2 separate regions of the Homo sapiens genome follow, and region 1 is linked to region 2. A link is a loop called in an ENCODE intact Hi-C map of the cell type or tissue named here. Cell type or tissue: OCI-LY7. All regions are shown on one strand. Links, peaks and the distances in the headings refer to the core of each region. The heading gives the core; the rest is flanking DNA. Region 1 has its middle 23 kb from the start of PKNOX2-DT. Region 2 overlaps MSANTD2-AS1 (MSANTD2 antisense RNA 1).

Region 1 (10,400 bases), core at 1,193-9,192, 300 kb after region 2:
CCTCTTCCTCCTTCTCCTCCCTGACGTCTTCTTAGGTTAACCATGATGGAGCTGACAGCTCTTTCATCTCAGTGAGTTCAAGCATGCAAATCCAAGAACAATCTGCCTCAAAGTAGACTGCTTACCCTTTATTATGATGTGATGGAAAAACACTTTTCTTAATGGTTTCTAAATGGTTAAACTTTTTGAAATAGTTATTCCACACCATTATCTTGTTTGATCTGGAGATAATGGGTGTGGAATAACTAGTTCAAAACTAATTTTTTTTTTTTTTTAAGACAGGGTCTTGCTCTGTCGCCCAGGCTGGAGTGCAATGGCGTGACCTCGGCTCACTGTAACCTCCACCTTCGGGGTTCAAGTGATTCTCCTGCCTCAGCCTCTTGAATAGCTGGGACTATAGGCACTGGCCACCATGCTTGGCTAATTTTTGTATTTTTAGTAGAGATGGGGTTTTGTCGTGTTGGCCAAGCTTGTCCCAAACACCTGGCCTCAAATGATCCACCTGCCTCAGCCTCCCAAAGTGCTGGGATGACAAATGTGAGCCACTATGACAGGGCTATAATCCCTGTTTTCAAATTGACACTGAATAAGTCACAGCCTTGCCCATGTTACCTAGTGAATTATGTGAGGATTAGTCCCCTGGGCATTCGGACCTTCTGGCTGAGTTCTTCCAGCCTCCGATTGTTTCTCATATTTGATTAACGTTCACATCGTTTTTAAAAAAGGAAGAATATTTCCCCAGACATCTAATATTGACCTACATTATTTATATCATAGTGTAACCCAAAAAGTACAAACCAAAAATAGGTATAACTTCCCAATGTTTGTAGCTCCATTATAACTAAGAATTAATTGAATACTAACAAAATTCTAAAGCAAAAAATTTTTAAGGTAACCATATTAGTCCAATTTGAACCATTACGTTGTTTTCCTGAAATGAAAGCATTGCTGTGGATGGGCCTGTGGCCATGGCTGCTCTGTGGCAGGCTGTGCCTCCGTGGGCTCGCCATTCCTCCCTAGTCCAACTCCTGCAGAACCTTCGTTTCTCTAAAACACCGTGACACCGGTGGGCCTGCCCTTGCCACAGATACATCATTGAAGGGGTGAAGCTGCCTCTGTCTTTTGCCCTTTCAAAGTTCATTCCTTCCTAAGGAAAAGGCAATTAGCAATTCTTATTAAACCTGGCTTTCCTTCATGAACCATGGTGGAATTAACCCTTTGCATCATGGGACAGAATTAATCATTTCTAGATTTGGGATCTTTTTTTAAAAAGTGATCAGATATTCCTCTTTGGGCAGGGGGTGTAAAGGGGGAAGATAAATACTGAAGAATTCAATTTTGCTGTGTGAAGGCCTCGTCTCTGACAAGTAGTTAATCTATTTGTTGATACTGTGAGAGGAGAGGCTCCAGCAGGGAGAAAATTAAAAAACGCTCAGCGCCAGTTGCTACTCTGATGAATCTCATCCAATTATTTAACAGGACACTGCTTGCTGGGTGTACCTTTTTTTTATTGTTTTAATTTTATTTTGTTCTCTATTATGTGTCATATCATTATAAAAGTTTTCTGGATTAAGAAACCCTTTCAGTCTGCCCTTTTTCATTCGGCCACCATTGATTTTTTTTGCTTCTGTGTTCATAACTGAGTTTGAAATTAATGTAGGATTATTATTGATTTATGTATGTATTTATTTTCTTTCCTCTTGGAATGTAGCATCTTAGAGGCTGGATTCTGAATAGAATTTGAAAGAGCATCCGCTGCAGGAGGAGAGTTTTAGGTTAGGGAAGTATTGTTCAGAGTTGTCTGAATGGGGAAGGACTGGAGAACAGTGTTAGTTACACTCCTCAGAAGGACTGAGGCAAGCTGCTCTCCCCAGGGAGAACATTCTTATTGGTTTAGTTTAGGCCTCGCTAGCCTCCAAGACTCGCGTGGATGTAGAAAAAAGGCAGTTTTTCCTCTGGGGGAGTCGCTCTGATCTTGCCGGATTCTGGTTCACTCCTAAAGGCACTGGCAGAGATGAAGTTTTGGCCAAGCTCCCCCATGGCCCAGCGTGCCTGCAAACGACACTGCTCTCCTAACCCCAGCTACAGTTGGGACACACTGATCGGACCTGGGCATGGGTAAAGCTCCATGGTATGTTGTAAGTCACCAACCTCTGAGGTCTATAAGGGTTCCCTGGCCTCACCCAATTTGTGACATAAGCCTTGTGGTTATCACCCCAATCCCTTGGACCCAGGGATAGGGATGCCAGACAAAATACATGCTAGCCAGTCAAACTTGAATTTCAGATAAATGATGAATGATTTTCAAAATGTTAGCGTAGTGTATCCCGAAGATCGCAAGAGACAGATGTATGGCTCTGTTCCTCTCCACCCTGCTCTTCACACACACTCAGAGTCAGAGGCTTGCCCCCTGCTCCATTTTCCCTTGAAGCCTCTAACCTTCAGCAACCTTGATTCCTTCTTCCTTCAGTCTCCTTGCCTCCAGCCGGGAAGCCAGACTCCCCCCTGCTCAGCACTGCTGCTGATGCTTACAGGTTAGGGGAAGGGTCCACGTGGAGGCCCTGGCCTCAGGCCCCCCGCTGCACCCCGCTGCTGATACTTACAGGTTAGGGGAAGGGTCCACGTGGAGGCCCTGGCCTCAGGCCCCCCGCCCCACTCCAGTTCTTGGCCCCAGCGCTGTTCTGTGTTTGAGGAGCCTGTGGGCCTTGGTCTCAGATCTTTCCACACTCCACCCCACCTTTACCCAGACAGCTGTCCCTTGGCCCGCCTGCTCACCTGCCATGTGGTCTGGAACAGGGAGGGTGTTCCTGGAGAAAAGCCTTTGTGGGCTCTCTGAAAAGCCCAGGGTCAGGCAGAGACCCAGCATGGGTCCCAGTGCAGCCCCGCTGTGGTTCTGGAGAGGCTGTGTGGCCATTCTTTTGGCCGGTGGCCACTGCTTCTGGATTTCTTCATTCTCCTTCAGAGGGTCCCGTGAAGACCAAGGCATCGGCTGGTTTACCCTCACTGCTGCGTCCCTCCTTTCGCCCTCCTTCCCCACCACAGCTACCATCTCCCTTCCTCTGTCCGGGACAGGATGTAGGGTTTCCATTCCCTTGAACACACAGGTCACTGGGGCGGAGGGGAAGTCACCAAATTTAATTTAACAAAATCTTCACAACCCAACAGTTTCAGTGTAGTGTGTTCCTAAGGCGACAGAGGAACAGATAGAAGGGAGAAACGAGCGTGGGGAGAACCATTGTTATTTGGGAAAGAATTCAACCAGTTTTCACTCCCTTCCCCCTCCCCCCCTGCTTTGGGCAGAATTCAGCTAGTTATTTTCCAATCCGGTTGTGTGTATAGACACACCACAGCTTCTTTGATCCCTGCCTTTCCTCCTAATAGACAAACTGCTGCCAAAGCTTCCAGCTTCTTTCTCCATGGTGACCAAGCCCCTCATTTCCATTTAATCTCAGCCTCCACCTCCCCTGTACCCCACCCCCTCCTTCATGTGGAGCTGGTTATTTCCTTTCTCTTCTCTCATTTCTCTCCCCTTCCCCCAGCAGTTCACAATCCTCTTCAAAGTTTCAGGAGTAAATATCAATGTGTGATGGTTCCTTCCTTTCTCCCCGACCTGCCTCTTTCTACTCTCTACCCCTTTTCTCTGGTGGCTCCCAAATCTTTGCTCTTCTTGGCTCTTCAAACACATTCCTCTTAGTTCCCCCTCAAACTCCCTTTCCTGCTCCAGTCTCTGGCCTAAGAGATGTGAAGATGCAGAGGAGGGAGGCAGGAGGGACGGGCCTCCCACTTCCCTACTTCCTTTCAGCAGACCCCTGAAGAAAAGAGGCGGAAGGAACTAGGAATGGGATGAGTTGGGTTCTTGCCAAGGGGCCCTCCCTCCCCTCCCTCCTCTGTCTCCGAGCTCTGCCTGCACTCGGGTTCACGCGGGAGAAGATGAATCTGCAGCACCAGCCCCTGCCAGTCTCCCACAGCCAGGGTGGCCAAGCCCTCAGGGCTCTGCAGGACAATCCTCGGCGTCTGCTGCTGCTGCTGCTGCTGCTGGAACCTTCTCAGGGTGTCCTCTGCTGGCAGGCAGGCTTCGCACACAGGTGAACAGAACTCACCACCAGTGAGAAAGCTGGCCGTCTCACACCTTGGCTAGTTTGTGAAACCCAACTCATTCCACCAATGTTGCCTCATGGACTGGCTTTGGAAATTCCATTAATAGCTCCTCTCTGGCCTTGAAGCCTTGCTACCCTAATCCATCAATGACCATTTCACAACCGGGGAATGACATCTGTCCATGTACTCACTTTTTATGGTCCGGTCCTTTACAGCCTACACACATTCTTCCTGAAGATCTCTTACTGGGTCCTCATGATAATGAAATTCCAGCTGTGCAGAGGGAAACTGAAGCTTGCAGAAATTAAATATATTCACCAAATATCTGAACAAAGAAGTAATCGGTGGAGCCAGGGCAAGAACCCAACTCATCCCATTCCTAGTTCCTTCTGCCTCCTTTCTTCAGGGATCTGCTGGAAGGAAGTAGGGAAGTGGGAGGCCGCACACTCTGGCACAAGGCAAAGGGGTTAACAGGAGTGTGTTGACTTTTGTCCTTCTGCCAAGTCCCCTCACATCCAATTTACATTGTTATACAATGCTGATCTGTACCATTCTTGTTAATGTTTCTTTATAGATGTTTTAGTTATGTCTGTCCCATATGTGCGTCTGACTTTTTTCGTAGAATCTGAGCTAGCTCCTTGCTGCACTACTACCCCGGGAATCAGAACAGGTTTCCGCATGCAGCTCTTTGGTGAGAGTGACTTAGGGCCCCTCGAGGGACATGAGAAAACGATTTCGATACCGTGAACACTGGGGCAGGTAGAAACCCAACTTATCCCAGCTTTTCCATCTTCCTGCCAGGCCCCGGCCGGGCTTCCCAGCCTCCTCGTTAGCCTCTGTGAAAAATTAAAGCCCCAATAATCAAATCAACCCTTGTAAATGCTCTAAAAGCCGCTCCAGAGCACCAAGGAGCCAGCAAACCCCAGACCCAAATCCATGTCAAATTTCATAGATATAATTTAAGCAGGGATCAAAACCCACACTAACCTAGTAACTAAGGCTGCTCAAAATGCACTTTATAGTCCATCTGCCTCTCTGCTTCAGGGAGTCTGTATTAAATTTATTGCAAAGTAAAACAAATAAACCCAGGCAAAGGCAAGATGGAAATCTGCATACTGTCAGAGAATTAGCAGCCCTCTCGGGTTAGGAAGGCTGCCTCTCAATTTGCATCTCTAAGGAGTTGTGACTGGGCTGGGGGGCTGGGATGGTCGGGGCAGGACGGAGACTCGGAGCAGGCCTGCCCCCTGCTGGCTGACTGTAGAACTACAACCCTCTGGCCGCGGTGGTGGGCTCTGCAGGGCTCGCCCCGCCAGCTTTTGAAAGACAATCTGCAGCTGAAATAAATGTTGAAAAGGTGTGGAATTGGAAGAGCACGTAGTAGAAAGAGGGGAGGGAAGGGCTCTGTGGGGAAGAGATCCTCATTTCTGAACATAAAGCTTGAGGAAGGCGGGAACTTGAAGTGGGTGGATATAGAGTTTCAGAGCTGTCTTTTCTGTTGTAGGAACAGGAGACTGCGGTGCATTTCTTGACTCCTCTTCCCCTTCTTTTCCTTCTCCCTTTCCCTTGCTCTCCATAATCACAAAACGCAGAAGACTGGAGTGCAGGCGGCAGGGGTCCTTGCATGGCACTGTTGGCTTTGCTGTGTGACCCTTGGAGAGAGCTGTGCCTGAGACCAGGGTGAGGCCTTGCTTGCAGGGTGGTGCTGGCGGGTTGGCGCCTGTGTGGCTGGAGACGGGGTGCTTCCTGAAATTCCGCTTCACCCCAGGCCTGGCACTGCTCAGTCGGCTCACCTGTGGATAGAGAGGGCCTCTGAGGCTCCTTTCAGAGTGAATATCTGAATTTGATGACTCTGGTTGAAGAGCTCAGGCATCAGTCACAGACTTTCCAGGGAAGCTCCCAGGATCCCCGATACTCTCCTAGGATATTCCCATCATAACCTTCAGCACTGGCTCCAGTGGTACCCTCTCTAGATTGAGGCTCCCCCTGACTTCTTTAGTCAGAGATGGGCTGTCTTCCTTGTACTCCTTTTATAGGTAGGTAGATGGTAGGTAGATAGGTAGACAGATAGATGTAGATATATTGATATACTTATAATCACGTTGTAATAATTTATTTATCAACCCCATCCCCTAGAATGCAAAGTCCTTGAGCTCCATGGACAAGGGGAAGGAGTAAGGCCTGGTGAGTGTCATGGCCAGTCTCAGTGTCTACCCGCTCCCCAATTCCTGCTTTTCCCAGCCAGCACCTGAAACACAGTATGTGTCAAATGAACGAAAGAATGAATGAATAAAGAATAAAGTGGCAGGCCGGGCGCGGTGGCTCACGCCTGTAATCCCAGCACGTTGGGAGGCCGAGGCGGGTGGATCACGAGGTCAGGAGCTCGAGAACATCCTGGCTAACATGGTGAAACCTCGTCTCTACTAAAAACATAAAAATTAGCTGGGCGTGGTGGCACGCACCTGTAGTCCCAGCTACTCAGGAGGCTGAGGCAGGAGAATTGCTTGAACCTGGGAGGCTGAGGTTGCAGTAAGCCGAGATTGCACCACTGCACTCCAGCCTGGGTGACAGAGCGAGACTCCATCTCAAAATAAATAAATAAATAAATAAAATAAAGTGGCAGAAGATGATGAAGGTTTGGCTGCACAGTTGACCTAGAAACCTGGCTTTGCCCTTGGCTTCCTATTGTATCCCTTATTCTTTGATTACCCTCATGATAGTCCTAGCTTGTCTACCTCCTGAGTGGTCCTCAAACTCATCTGCTTCTCCTCCTTTCCCTCAAGAGGCAGCCCCGCTAAGTGTGAACAGCAGAGAACATGGGATCAGGAAGACCTCAGTTCTAGTCCTGGCACCCATGCTTCACCTAGCCAGGAGAACCTAGCCAAGCCTCAGTTTCCATCTTTTTTTTTTTTTTTTTGGACAGCACAGCGTAGTGGTTAAGAGCATAGACACCCAAGCTAGACTGCCCGGGTTTTTTTTTTTTTTTTTTTTTTTGAGACAGGGCCTCCCTCTGTCACCTAGGCTGGAGTGCTGTGGTGAAATCTTGGCTCACTGTAACCTCCACCTTCTAGGTTCAAGCGATTCTCCTGCCTCAGCCTCCCAAGTAGCTGAGACTACAGGCACCCACCACCACGCCTGGCTAATTTTTTGTATTTTGGTAGAGATGAGGTTTCACCACGTTGCCCAGGATGGTCTCGAACTTCTGAGATCAGGCAGTCTCGGCCTCCCAAAGTGCTGGGATCACAGGCGTGCACCACTGCCCCCAGCCAACTGCCTGGGTTTTAATCCTGCCTCCTCCATTTGTTAGCCAAGCGGCCCTGGACAAGTGACTATTTAATCTCTCTGTGCTTCAGTTTCCTCATCCATAAACTAGAATTAATAGAATCTACTTCATAGTGTTGTCGTGAGGATTAAAAGAGCTAATACACATAAAGCCCCTAAAACAACACCTGGGACATGGTTAGTATTAACTAACGCAATAAACACTAGCAATTATTAATGAAAAGCAAAGGAATTTTATAGAACTGAAGGCAAGCACCAGAAGAGGCAGTCCCAGAAGAGGCTTTGAAAGGTAAGGAGGGAGCTTATGGATGAACAAGCGAAGCATTTCCACAAGGAACACACGCAGTGATGCTGAGGAATGATGCAGCCAATCAGGTGGCAGGGAAAAGCTCACGACTTCTTGGAACCTGCAGAGCCCAAGTTGGCATTTTTTCCAGCAGAATCAGAAGCATCAATGGGGTGAGTCCGAAGTGTCGAAAAGTGGAGCAGCTTGTTCTCTGGGATCTTCAGCGTGTTTGCTTATGAAATGTCAGCCACGCTGGCTCCCCCGACCTCCTCAGCCTCATTCCACCCCCTCTTCATCTCACCCTCCAGGCTCCATCCATAAAGAAACGTGTTCAGGTCCTCTGACAGAACTTGCTCCTCTTCCCTCAGGGTCTTCACACATGTGGGCGTCCTGCCCTGAGTACTCTCTCCTGTTTGCACCTGTTAATCCTCCCTTCAGGTCTATATTTGGATGGCAGGTTCTCTGGAAAACCTTCCATCCCCCTGTAGCCTGGGTGGGGCGGCCCTAATCTGCGCTCCCATAACACTGTGCCCTTCCCTGCTTACCCTTGTATCTGTCAGCTCCAGCTATGTAGCAAAATGCCACAGACTGCGGGGCTTAAACAACAGACATTTATTTTCTTACAGTTCTGGAGGCTGGATGTTCAAGATCAACGTGTTAGCAAGGTTGGTTTCCGGGGAAGCCTCTCTGTTTGGCTTGTAGGTGGCTGCCTTCTCCCTATGCCCTCCCATGACCTCTTTGTGCACAGGTTGGCAGAATGAGGAGGAGGGAATCTCTGTTTTTTTCTCTTTTTATAAGGACACCAGTCCTATTGGATTAGACCCCCACCCTTGTAACTTTAACCTTAATTACTTCCTTAAAGACCCTATCTCTGCAGGACACGGTGGCTCACACCTGTAATCCTAGCACTTTGGGAGGCTGAGGCAGGCAGATCACTTGAGGTCAGGAGTTTGAGACCAGGCTGGCCAACCTGGTGAAACCCCGTCTCTACTAAAAACACAAAATTAGCCGGGTGTGGTGGCGGGTGCCTGTAATCCCAACTACTCGGGAGGCTGAGACAGGAGAGTCACTTGAACCAGGGAGGTGGAGGTTGCAGTGGGCCGAGATCACGCCATTGCACTCCAGCCTGGGCAACAAGAGTGAAACTCCATCTTAAAAAAAAAAAAAAAAAAAAAGAAGACTTATCTCTAAATACAGTCACATTAGTGGTTAAGGTTTCAACATATGAATTTGGTGGGGGGTGCAATTCAATCCATAACACCCCATTAGAAGATAAATTCCACGAGGGTAGGGCCTTGTCTATGGCTATGTGTTCCCCAGCACTGAGGCCTCACCCTGTCTCCTCATGATTCTCTAATTTCTACAGAACCTGCTCATAGCAAGGGTGCAATAAATATCTGTTGGGTGAATGAATGAATGAGTCAATTACTTGTGATGACAGCAGGAGTTTGGGAAACATAAGAACTCATAATCTAGTTTTAGGTTGTCTTTTTACAGAAGAGGAAACTGAGGCATGAGGATCCTTGCTAGTTCGTGGCAGAATGAGAGTTGGCAGTCAGATTCTCTGTCTCCCCCGCTACTCTGAGTCCATGCTTTTTTCATCTGGACCAAGAGTTGTCAGATAGCTGTATAAAACTGCCGGTTAAAAAAAAATCCTTGTCCAGACTTTCCTTAGACAAAAAAGTCTTTGGGCTGGGGGTAGTGGCTCATGCCTGTAATCCCAGCACTTTGGGAGGCCGAGGTGGGAGGATCACTGAGGTCAGGAGTTCGAGACCAGCCTGGCCAACATGGTGAAACCCCGTCTCTACTAAAAACACAAAAATTTGCTGGGCGTGGTGGCGGGCACCTGTAATTCCAGCTACTGGGGAGGCTGAGGCAGAAGAATCACTTGAACCCGGGAGGCAGAGGTTGCAGTGAGCCAAGATCGCGCCATTGCACTCCAGCCTGGGTGACAGAGTGAGACTCCATCTCAAAAAAAAAAAAAAAAAAAAAAAAAAAAAAAAGAAAAGAAAAAGAAAAAGAAAAAAGAAAGAAAAGTCTTTGGTTTTTCATTGACAAGCAAATGAAACTGTCTCTCTGAGGGTCTCCTCTCATCCTAGCAACTTAGTCTGCTAGGACTAAGCAATCTGTTAAGGCACTTGAAATGTGTGTCCTCCTTCCCCTCTCATTAGAGGCCTGGAATTTGGTCTGGGTGAGGTCAGGGATTTCCTTGCCACAGGCTTTGATTCTGAGCTGACTACCCAGGTGTGTGGCTCTTTAGAGTCCTGCCTCTCTGCTAATGGGTTTTGTTAACTGTTTGTCATTTGCTTATGCAAATCTACCTCTTTCTGCATTAAAATGAACCCAATTATAAAGTGAAATTTCACAACTAAACCACTTAGTGAAGGACATTAAGCGACCAGAAGGAATTGATTTGTAAAAACTTCAGCGATAATTACCAAATGTTTCTGAAATGTGACTAAGTTCTAGGTTTTTCTTTAAACAAACACACATACTTGCACATTTTCATATATGTACTGCACAGACACTTGCACGTATTTTCACACACCTGGTTTCCATCTTCTCACTATGGGACTTGTTCTTGCTCCTTCTCTGGGTCTAAATTTTCCCCAAATAGAGGAAATTCCACCAGCCATCAGATCATGTCTGCAAAGTTCTTGGAAACCTTCCAAAAGAAATGGCCACTGGGCCGAGGAAGCTGGGGCGGGGGGCAGGAAAATAGAAGAAGGCATAGTGG
Region 2 (10,400 bases), core at 1,496-9,495:
CTTCAGTCTCCTGAAGTGTTGAGATTACAGGTGCTAGCCACTGTGCTTAGCTATCAATGAGTTTTCGGTTGTATTTGCACATGCATACTAAAGAGGCAAGAAAAAAAAAACTGAAGATACCAGCTATGCGTCCTCCAATTCTAACTCCAGCAGATACCAGCTGTGCATCCTCCAATTCAATTCTAACACCTTCCACCTGGAGACAGGCTCAGTCACATCCCACAGGCTGCGGGCTCAGTCCCACAAGGCTGCCCCACTTCAAACGCCAGTCATAACCACAGGCTGTAACCTGTGCTTCTGACCAAGCAACTATAAATTGAGGTTTTCAGGGCCCTCACCTTGGGTTTGATTAATTTGCTAGAGTGACTCATAGACCTCAGGGAAACACTTTACTTACACTTACCCATTTATTACAAGGATGTTACAAAGGACACAGATCAAGAGCCAGCTGGAAGAGATGCACAGGGAAGGGGTGCGGAGCTCCCATGCCCTCTCCAGGGCACCACCCTCCAGGCACCTCCATGTGTTCAGCTATCTGGAAGCTCCCCAGACTCTGTCCTTTTGGGTTTTCATGGAAGCTTCATTATGTAGGCATGAATAATTATATCATTGACCACTGGTGACCAACCCAAACTTCAGATCCTTTCCCTTCCCCAGAGGTTGGAGGGTGGGGCTGAAAGTCCCAGCCCTCTAATCATGGCTGGGCCACCATTTACCTCATTAGCATACAAAAGACTCCTGTTGCTTTAGAGATTCCAAGGGTTTGGGAAGCTATATGTCAGGAGACAGGAGAAGACCAAATATATATTTCACAGTATCACACACACATACTCTCTTGATCACAGGTGAAGTTTTGCCCAAAGCAACAGAAGTGAAGCAAGCTTCTATTCTCACAGAGGTTTGGGTCCGGTAGATACTAATAACTTCTATTCTCTGATGCATTGTAGTAGGGCAGACATTAAGCATTTCATGTGCATTTTTTTTTTCTTTTTGAGACAGGGTCTCACTCTATCTCCCAGGCTGGAGTGCAGTGGCACTAACACAGCTCACTGTAGCCTCAATCTGCAGGGCTTAAGCGATCCTCCCACCTCAGCCTCCTGAATAGCTGGGATTACAGGCATGCACTACCATGACCAGCATATTTGTATTTTTTGTAGAGACGGGTTGTTACTATGTTGCTCAGGCTAGTCTTGAACTCCTGACCTCAGCCTCCCAAGTAGCTAGGAATACAGGCACATGCCACCACAGCCAGCATATTTTTGTATTTTTTGTAGAGACAGCTTACTGCCATGTTGCTTAGGCTGATCTTGAACTCCTGAGCTCAAGGGCTCCACAGGCCTTGGCTTCCCAAAGTGCAAGGACTAAGGTGCAACTGCCACACCCAGCCTTTCATATGTATTATCTTATTTAAGCTTCACTTTACAAGTGAGAAGGGCAGCCTTGGCTCAGAGAAGTTAGGTGACTTGCAGCAAATCACATAATTGCTAAGTGATGGATCTGAGCTTTAGCCCCAGGACTATCTGACCTTGGGTCTAAACTTATACTACTGTATTTTTCGTTAAGTCAGTCAGAGTTCTATCCTTTGACAGAAAGTATAACCTTCTTTTAAGGCAGAATAAGACCCTCTGCCCAACCCTGCTCTTTCTTTCTCCTCCGCACTAAGAAGACAGCGAATACAGTAGAGGGTTTTGGACTGGGATAGTGGTTGCAGAGAAGATCTGGAACTAAAAATATGGACCAGGGGTAGAAATGGTGGTGATTCCACCAAACTTGGAAACACTTAACAAGACCCCATAACATGCAAGATATGCAAGAAATGGGGTACATTTTCTATACCAGTGCCTTAAGTAAAAAAATTCCTTGTTAAACAAATGATTTAGAGAAGACAGAACCAAATATATATATATAGCTGTGTGTGTATTCTAATAAAGGTTGTTAAAGTCTTAAAGTTAGTGGTGGGAGAAAACAATAAAAAAATATGAAATCTCCCTATGTTAATAAACTAATTTCAAATACCAAGGGTTGGTTTTTGGTTGGGTGAGTCTGTTTTTGCCTTGATTAAAAAGAAGTGATTTTTTTCTTCAGCCTAGTTTTCCTGGTATGAAAGGCAAGAAGGAATGACATTCCATAACTGTTATAGAGGTGAAAACAGTTTTATTTATTGGTGGTCATTACCGGCCTATAACCAGGGCACAACCTTCTTGGTAAACATTTACCAAGCATTAGTGGAAGATGATTCACTAACTTTTAAAACTCTCCTTCCCTTATATGCATATTAATACCACGATATCTTTAGCTTTTAAGTCCATATATACAGGCACAGGTGCGAATAAATTCAAACATATCACTTGTAGTGGTTTACATAAGGGCTTGCTAGTTCAAATGGGGTTGTTAGTTTTGCATCTCAAATTAGTTCCTGTCAACCCAGCAACTAAAGAAAATTCCTTTGTGAAAAAAGTTTCCAGGCATGACCCAGTAATTGTTTTAATGGATTTTCAATGAAGGGTGAAGTACCATGCTATGTAGCCTGTGGGCATTCCATAAATATATTTTGACTGATTCTGTTAACAAACTACATAGAAAAAACCAAATACTTACTATCCAATCCTCTTATATTGTTTCCCATAGGCTCTGTCTGTTAGTGTATTTATAAGCATTTAAAGTGTATAAGGGAGCTCTGGCAGTGAGAGTGAATTGCCCAATGCAGAGAAGCACTCTGGGCTGGAGGGTTTTACTTAGTCTAAGATTTTCTTTTTTTTTTTTTGTGAGACGGAGTCTGGCTCTGCCGTCAGGCTGGAGTGCAGTGGCATGATCTTGGCTCACTGCAGCTTCCGCCTCCTGGGTTCAAGCGATTCTCCTGCCTCAGCCTCCCGAATAGCTGGGAGTACAGGTGCATGTCACCACGCCTGGCTAATTTTTGTATTTTTAGTAGAGACAGGGTTTCACCATGTTGGCCAGGATGTTCTCGATCTCTTGACCTCGTGATCCACCCTCCTCGGCCTCCCAAAGTGCTGGGATTACAGGCGTGAGCCACTGTACCAGGCTACTTAGTCTAAGATTTTCAGTGTGCACCTGAGATTTGCCCTTTCCAAAATGAGGAAGAGGCCTGAAGCCGATCAGCTGAAAGAAGTACTAAGCCCTGCAGGCTGAAAAGGTAATGTCCCACCTATGCTGGAGGACCTGATGTTGGTATAGTCAATTTTCTGTCTTCTATGTAAGGTATAGATCTGCTCTGATCTTGACATTGTGAAGAAAGCTACTATACTGTCAGAATCTGCTGTAATATAGCCCTGAGATGAGAAAGGTGTGTAGAACAGAAATCTTCACTGCCCTTCTCCCAAAACATTCATTGACCCCTCCTGTAAGATATATATATATATATAATTATTATTTTTTCTAGACAGAGTCTCGCTCTGTTGCCCAGGCTGGAGTGCAGTGGTGCAGTCTTGGCTCACTACAATCTCAGCCTTCCAGGTTCAAGGTTCCCAGGTTCCCAAGCAGATTCTCGTGTCTCAGCCTCTTGAGAACTGGGGCTACAGGCACACGCCACCACACCTGGCTAAGTTTTATATTTTTAGTAGTGATGGAGTTTTGCCATGTTGGCCAGGCTGGTCTTGAACTCTTGATCTAAGGTGATCCGCCAACCTTGACCTCCCAAAGTGCTGAGATTACAGTCATGAGCCACCGCGCCCGTCCTGCATTCTTGCTGTGTGTGTGTAACCCTTGCTATAGTTATATAATTTAGGTTGAATTTAATTTATACGTTGACTATGATCTGAGGGTCAAGATCATTTGGGATAAAGGAGAGATCAACTACATGTCCGTATACTGCAAGTTAGAATTTAGTTAAGAAGGCCCTGAGTAGATTCCAGAATTATAATAAAGCTTTCATTTTTAGTTTGAGGAAACTTCAATATGGGCGACAGAACAAAGAACTCGGGTGGTAGGAATTAAGTTGGTAGGAATTAAGAGGGTGCCTGCCAGACGGGCTGGAAGTGAAGGAAGCCATGTGCCTGCAAAGCTGTTTAGGGCTGCCATGTGTTTATGCCCTGGCAGAAACCTCTGGTTAGAAGTTAGATCGCTTACATTTTTCTTAAGTAACCCATTTTGTTACATCCATATGTTTTCCCTCTTTCCAGAAGGAAAAAAAAGTATCAGCGAGCCCTTCCTCACGGATCAGGAAGCTCAAGGGATTACTCAAGTACATTGGCGGCAGTTACAAAGATATTTTCTTTTTTTTTTTTTTTTTTTTTGAGACGGGGTCTCGCTCTGTTGCCCGGACTGGAGTGCAGTGGCGCGATCTCGGCTCACTGCAAAGCTCCGCCTCCCGGGTTCACGCCATTCTCCTGCCTCAGCCTGCCAAGTAGCTGGGACTACAGGCGCCCGCCACGACACCCGGCTAATTTTTTGTATTTTTAGTAGAGACGGGGTTTCACCGTGTTAGCCAGGATGGTCTCGATTTCCTGACCTCGTGATCCACCCGCCTCGGCCTCCCAAAGTGCTGGGATTACAGGCGTGAGCCACCGCGGCCTACAAAGATATTTTCAAGCATTGTTCTCCCTACCCCAAATTTCTGAGTCATTTAAGTAGAGAAACAGCTCTTTTGCCCTGGCTCATATATGAAAAAAGTAGAATTCAGGCCAGGCTTCAAGTCTAGGGATGATTCTCATTAATGAGGTTAGGTCTGCCACCTGGTGGTGAGAAATAAAATGCCACTTGATTTTCTCATCTGATCTGTCCATATACCACACTTAAAAATTCCACTTTGCAAATCCATCCTTAACCTCTGACTCGGGTTGTGCTTGCCGCCAGCCAAAAGTTCCCAACTGATGACAACGGCACCGACACCTTGGGGAGAATTTTTAGGCAACCATCTGGAACTCATTCCCTATGAACACATTTGAAGTGTTTTAGAACACTGGTAGGTGGTTCTACAACACTTCAAATGTGACTTAAGGTAGATTTTAGGAGAACAAGGTTCTCCTAAAGAGGAAAGATAGCACTAATTCATTCATTAGTACACAAACTATTGTGTAAAAAAAAACTATGCTCTTCAATTTGTAAACAAATGTGTAAGACAATGCCCCGCTCCATCAGTGACAAAGAGATGGGAGTGGATAACCAAGTTAGGCTGGGAAAATAAGAGTAATTCTTGCTTCCCGTTGAAAGGCTGAGGAGAGTGCAGAATCATCTGAAGCCATTAGGGGGAGTGCTAAGTCTTCAGAAACACACACACACACACACACACACACACACACTCGAATACTAGAATATGAATTCTGGAATATGTCCACAATTATTTGGGGATTTGGCCTATGGATCCCTCACAGAGGGTGAAGATACCCAAGTACCCTGGAGAGCTTCAGCTTCCAGTAACCTCCTCCAGCACTGAAGACTTCAGCTCCTTCCTTTTTTCACCTGCCCCTATTTTCCTTTCCTTGTAGGCCAGTACTCTCAAAGTGTGGCCCCCAGTATCACCACTGTCACCACCTGGGAAACTTTCAGAAATGCAATATCTCTGCCCGTACCCCAGATCAAAGGAATCAGAAACTGTAGGGCAGGGTTAATAAGGCCTCCAGGTGATTTTCATGCAAGCTGTGAATCTCTAGTCCAGGGGTGTCCAATCTTTCGGCTTCCCTGCCACATTGGAAGAAGAATTGTCTTGGGCCACACATAAAATACACTAGCTAAAAAATTTTTTTTTTTGCAAAAAACCTCATCATGTTTTAAGAACATATATGAATTTGTGTTGGGCCGCATTCAAAGGTGTTCTGGTCTGCATGCGGCCCATGGGCCGTGGGTTGCACAAGCTTGCTCTAGTCTTAGGGTGATCCTCTGGGCACAGACCAGGGAGACTTGTCGGAGTGGGAGCTAAGGGGAGAAGCAATGGGTCCTAGAAGCCAATCTAGTTACCCAGTCCAGCCCAGAGTGTTAGAGGGAGCAGAGAACAGCCACAAAGGGAGGTGGCAGAGGTTTTTGCCAACTGAGCACCAGCTTTGTGGACACTGACCCTCCAATCACCCTTGGTCACAAGATCTTCAGATGGGAGACTCAGTCTTCAATTAAAGCGACACTAGAGAAGAATCCCTACAGTACCCAGAGCAAATAAGATAAATAGGGCTGTGTCCACCCCACCTGGGTGCAGCTCCAGCTCTTTTCACTCCCTTCCAGATCCGCGGAAAGCACCCCTGACACGCATATATTTGTGGATGGGATACCTGGATTGAGAGCGAACTCCATCAACCCCCCGAGACACTGCACCCTGCTCCCTCCTCTGCTGGAGGAACTGCCACTTTCTAAAGGAAAATACTATTTAATGTGCAGAATTACAGTACACACAATACTTATAGTATGGCAAGTATTAGTCCTTGGTATTTTTTCCGCCACCTTTTCCCATCTCCCCATCCTGTATGCCTGTGCCTCCTTACCTTTCTAGCACAAAACAGGCACTTAAAAAATAGTGCAGAATGAACAGCTGAAGCTTGCTTCTACTATCTTCCATATTTTTCTCTGGCTGCTGTCAAAAAGCGCCAGCTCAGAGCCAGGGTGGCCGACTTTGTCACAGTCTCTGCTGGAAAACGACATTTTTTAGGGGGAAAATCATAAGCCAATGCAGACATGTCCCTGCCCCCTATTCCTTCTCCCTGCACGTGGGCACACAATGGGCGGCCGGCAGAGGTGGGGGAGTGAGGAGCACAGGCTCCGTGTGTCCAAAGTCCCGGGTCACCTCGGCCTGGAATCCATCTAACTCAGCTGCAAACCAGAAGACGCGGCCTGGGAGGGGCGTAGAGCCCTCCCCCACCTCCCCGGGCTGGGTGACTGTCAGGCCGCATCTGCTCCAAATTTATGGCTCCTCCTCGGGCCGCCGCCGGCCTCTCCACGGCCTCTTTACCAACTGCAGCCCCAGCTGAGACCCCTCCCGCGGGGAGGGAGGGAACACGAAGCGCGGCCGGGGCTGGGGGCGGGGAGCAGGTGTGAAGCGGGGTGGCAGCGGCGCGCGGTCACCCTCCACCGCGCCGCGGAGACCCGGCGTCACCCCCACGCGCACACAATGGCGCGGGGGCCAGGCCGAGGACGGCCCATTAGCGGCTGATGGAGGAGGCGGGAGCCCGGCGGGCCGCCTAATCCCCGCACGCGGACACCTGGGTGGGAGCGCGGGCGAGTGGAGGGCGCGCCTGCACGCAGGATCCCGGGCTGGGCAACGGCCTAGACCGCCTCTCGCCAAACCTCCCACGCCAGCGCCAGTCCGACGAACAGGAGCTGGTCCAGCGAACAATAAAAGGCCCCGGGGCTGGGGAGGGATGGAAGCGCCCTTGGAGCGCGCAGGCTACGGGCGCCCCCGGCAGCGCCCCCGCGCCTTCCCCTCCCGCCCCGCGGCCGCTGATTGCCTATTGTGCGTCCCCTCTGCGGCCGCCCGCGCGATGCACTCTGCGAGCTGGCCCCTTCGTTTCTAAATGAGCAGCCAGCGCCGCAGACACGTGCCAAGGGAAGGGTAGTTCACTGCGTGGGGCGGGGGGACATGCAATAAGACAAGAGACCGCACGGAAATAGCTCCGTGCCCGTCTGCTGCACTGTCCTTCTCACGTGCCTTCGGACAAGGGGACTTTCACTCTCTCCCCTCCTCTGCCCCAATCGCTCTGTCTCCCTGAGACTGACCACCCTCTTCTCTAACCCGAACTCCGCAGGGGAGCCTTCAGCCTTTTATTATTATTTTTTTCCTGGGTAGTAGATGTCTTTGCCTTGGCTGGGCTCTGGAATGCTCAGGTAAAAAGTGGGTCTGGCCGGATGCAGTGTGTATCTTCAACACGGAGGCTAGAGAATTGGATAGAGGAGCAGCGCTAGTCTGTGACAGCTCCAGACGCCCTGCTCCAAGCACCCCAATCCTAAGCACCCCAATCCTCTGGTATCTTCCGTCCCAGGGAACTCTGGCTGGTCGTCATGGCTTTGTTTAATGCTCCTCTCTGCCACACTACCGCGTTCCCTGTGGGATGGGAACCTCTGGGAAAGGACCTGACAAGGGACCAGAAAAAGGTTTGGGGAATCAAAGTCTAGTAGTAAGGGGTCCTACCACTGATGGTTTGGACTCACGGGCAATTTACAGTTGGATGGAAGCTGAAGTGTCATCAGATTTAGAGGCCACAGTCTGGCAGCCTGTGGACCAAATCCAGGCCACCAACACATTTTGGTCCATAAAGTGTTTTTTAAACTTTCCATCATGAATAATAGCATATTGTGGATCATAAATATATATAAATTAGTGAGAATGCTATAATAAACCCCCATAGTCCCACCACCCAGTTTCAGCCAGCACTTAATCTATTCAAAGGCAATCTTCCTTCATCTATTCTCCCACTCTCCTCCAGAATTTGAAGCAAATCTCAGAAATCCTATCATTTCTTCTTTAAGTACTAAAAAGTAGTCCTAAAAGATAAGAATTCTTTTAAATAGCATAATAATATCAATATCACACCTAAAACAATAATTCCTTGTCCTCAAATATATAGTCAATGTTCAAACTTCCCCAATTGTCTTATTTTTCTTTATTGTTCAAATTGGGATCCAAATGAATCTCCACAGTGCATTCTCTCCTTTAATCGGATAATCCCCCAGTTAATCTCTTTTTTTCCTGGAAATTTATTTGTTAAATAAACCAGATCATTTGTTCTGTAGAATTTTCCACAGTCTGGATTTTGTTAAATGTATCCCCATGGTGCCATTTAACATGTTCTTCTACCTCTACATTTCCTGTAAATTGGTTGTTAGATATAGAGGCTTGATCAATTAATGCTGGATTTTTTAAAGAATAATTCATAGACCATAGTTTAATTCGATCCAAAGTAATGTCTGCTTGTCAGTGATGACCATTGTCTAGACCCATTATTTCATTAGGGATTGCCAAGTTGTGACATTCTAGTTCTATGATTCACTCTTCATTTATGAGCTTGAATACTTCTCTAAAGAGAATCTGTCATCAATGATTTGTTTATGCAGAGGTACACGTCAAATAGGAAAGGCAGGATAAATGCTTGATTCTTTCCCTTATTATTTATCAAAATAATGAGGTGATTCCTCAGATTCCCCTAATGGTGACCAACGATTTTTTTTAAATCACTTATGAACAAATGGATTTAAATATATCTCATGTGTTTCAAACCAAGTATATTTTGATTGGGCATTTTAAAATTAGAAGATGTCATATTAAAAACATTGACCTCTGGCTTCCGTTGTAGAATATCTGGCAACCTTGAGTCCTTTTCCAGCAAGACTAGAGCAGACTTTGGCTGAGGGGCACTGCCTCCTTCAGTAGGCATTCATTCTTGCCTTGGCATGCTTTGATCTTCTTAGACCCTGGACCCCCTGCCCTGCAGGAGTAAGTCTGTAAAGCAGATCCAATCCAAGTCTCTCACCTTATAGATGAGAGAGCTGATGAAGTAGCTTACCTTCCTGAGACTGGAAGACAAGTCTCCTGGCTGCCTACCAAGACGAGGGTAAAGCAAACAGGGAAGACCAGCTGGTTTCTGCCTTACCTGCAAGTTGAGCTGAGCCAGAGACCTGGGACCACTTCAAGATAACCTTCCTCCCCATTTGCAAACACACCTTGCAGAGGAAACTTGGGAATATTCCAAACTCCACTCCCTCTTTTGCCTCCCACATCCAATCAGCCACCTAGCCTGCTAATTAGCCTCCCTTCCTCCATTCCTGTCCTCCTCCAACTCATCCTCCTCACTCGCAATGAGGTTTTCCAAAACATATGTCTAACCATGTCACTCTCTGGCTTTAAAATCCGTCACTAACTGCTCATTGCCTTTAGGTTACATCGAAGTCAACATTAGCACAGCACACAAGGCTCCTCATGTCCTGGGCTCTGCCATGGCTAGCTCCTTACCTCATGCTGTCTCCTTGTCACAACTCCGTCCTCCAGCTGGACGGAATAGCCACAGGGCTCTGTGCACACAGTTTTGTCTATGTTATGTCCTCTCTGTATTTGCTGTTTACTCCTTTAAACATCCACTGCTTCCCTGGCTGGCTTCCACTTCTAGCTTAAGTCCCACTCCAGGCTTTGATCTTAGGAAAGGCCTTCTTGGCAAGCCTTGACTGCATTCCATGTCCTACTCCGCACTTCCACAGCATTCTGGCTCACTTTAAGATGAGGACCTTGCCACTGATGGGTGGTTTTGCTCTTTGTTTGGTTTGCTTTTTCACTTGTTTCCCTCCTGGCCGGTGTGGAAGCTTCCTGATGCCTGACAGGGGCTATGTCTGTATCTCCATCTCCTAAATCATGTTCCCAACCATGTTCCCAATGCACAAAGTAGGTGCAGGCCAGTAAGGATTTGGTTAGTCAATGAAATTAAACAAAAGAGATGAAGGTTTGTGGACTGTTTTGGAGAGAAAGAGGACCC

Evidence for each region. Peaks named below come from ENCODE experiments on the same cell type or tissue, not always from the same donor. Only the 100,000 strongest peaks of a DNase experiment are listed, where the experiment ranks them.
Region 1: it touches region 2 in a loop (5-fold over the local background); 4 of 110 quality-filtered maps call a loop at or near these places.

The regions. Positions count from the first base shown.
Region 1 is chr11:125,136,572-125,146,971 of GRCh38, forward strand. No RefSeq gene overlaps it. Among named protein-coding and RNA genes, the nearest start is that of PKNOX2-DT, 23 kb to the right of the region's middle. RefSeq lists an enhancer at 5,220-5,776. In OCI-LY7, for the core only: CTCF peaks have their summits at 5,345 (motif pointing left) and 5,545; a DNase peak (open chromatin) is centred at 5,300.
Region 2 is chr11:124,832,469-124,842,868 of GRCh38, forward strand. MSANTD2-AS1 (MSANTD2 antisense RNA 1) reads left to right here. Exons shown (of 5, transcript NR_103862.1): 5 at 418-2,019. Among named protein-coding and RNA genes, the nearest start is that of ROBO3, 28 kb to the right of the region's middle. RefSeq lists an enhancer at 10,125-10,400. In OCI-LY7, for the core only: CTCF peaks have their summits at 4,731 (motif pointing left), 5,163 and 5,366; DNase peaks (open chromatin) are centred at 4,673 and 5,193; H3K4me3 peaks cover 1,498 bases; H3K27ac peaks cover 1,363 bases.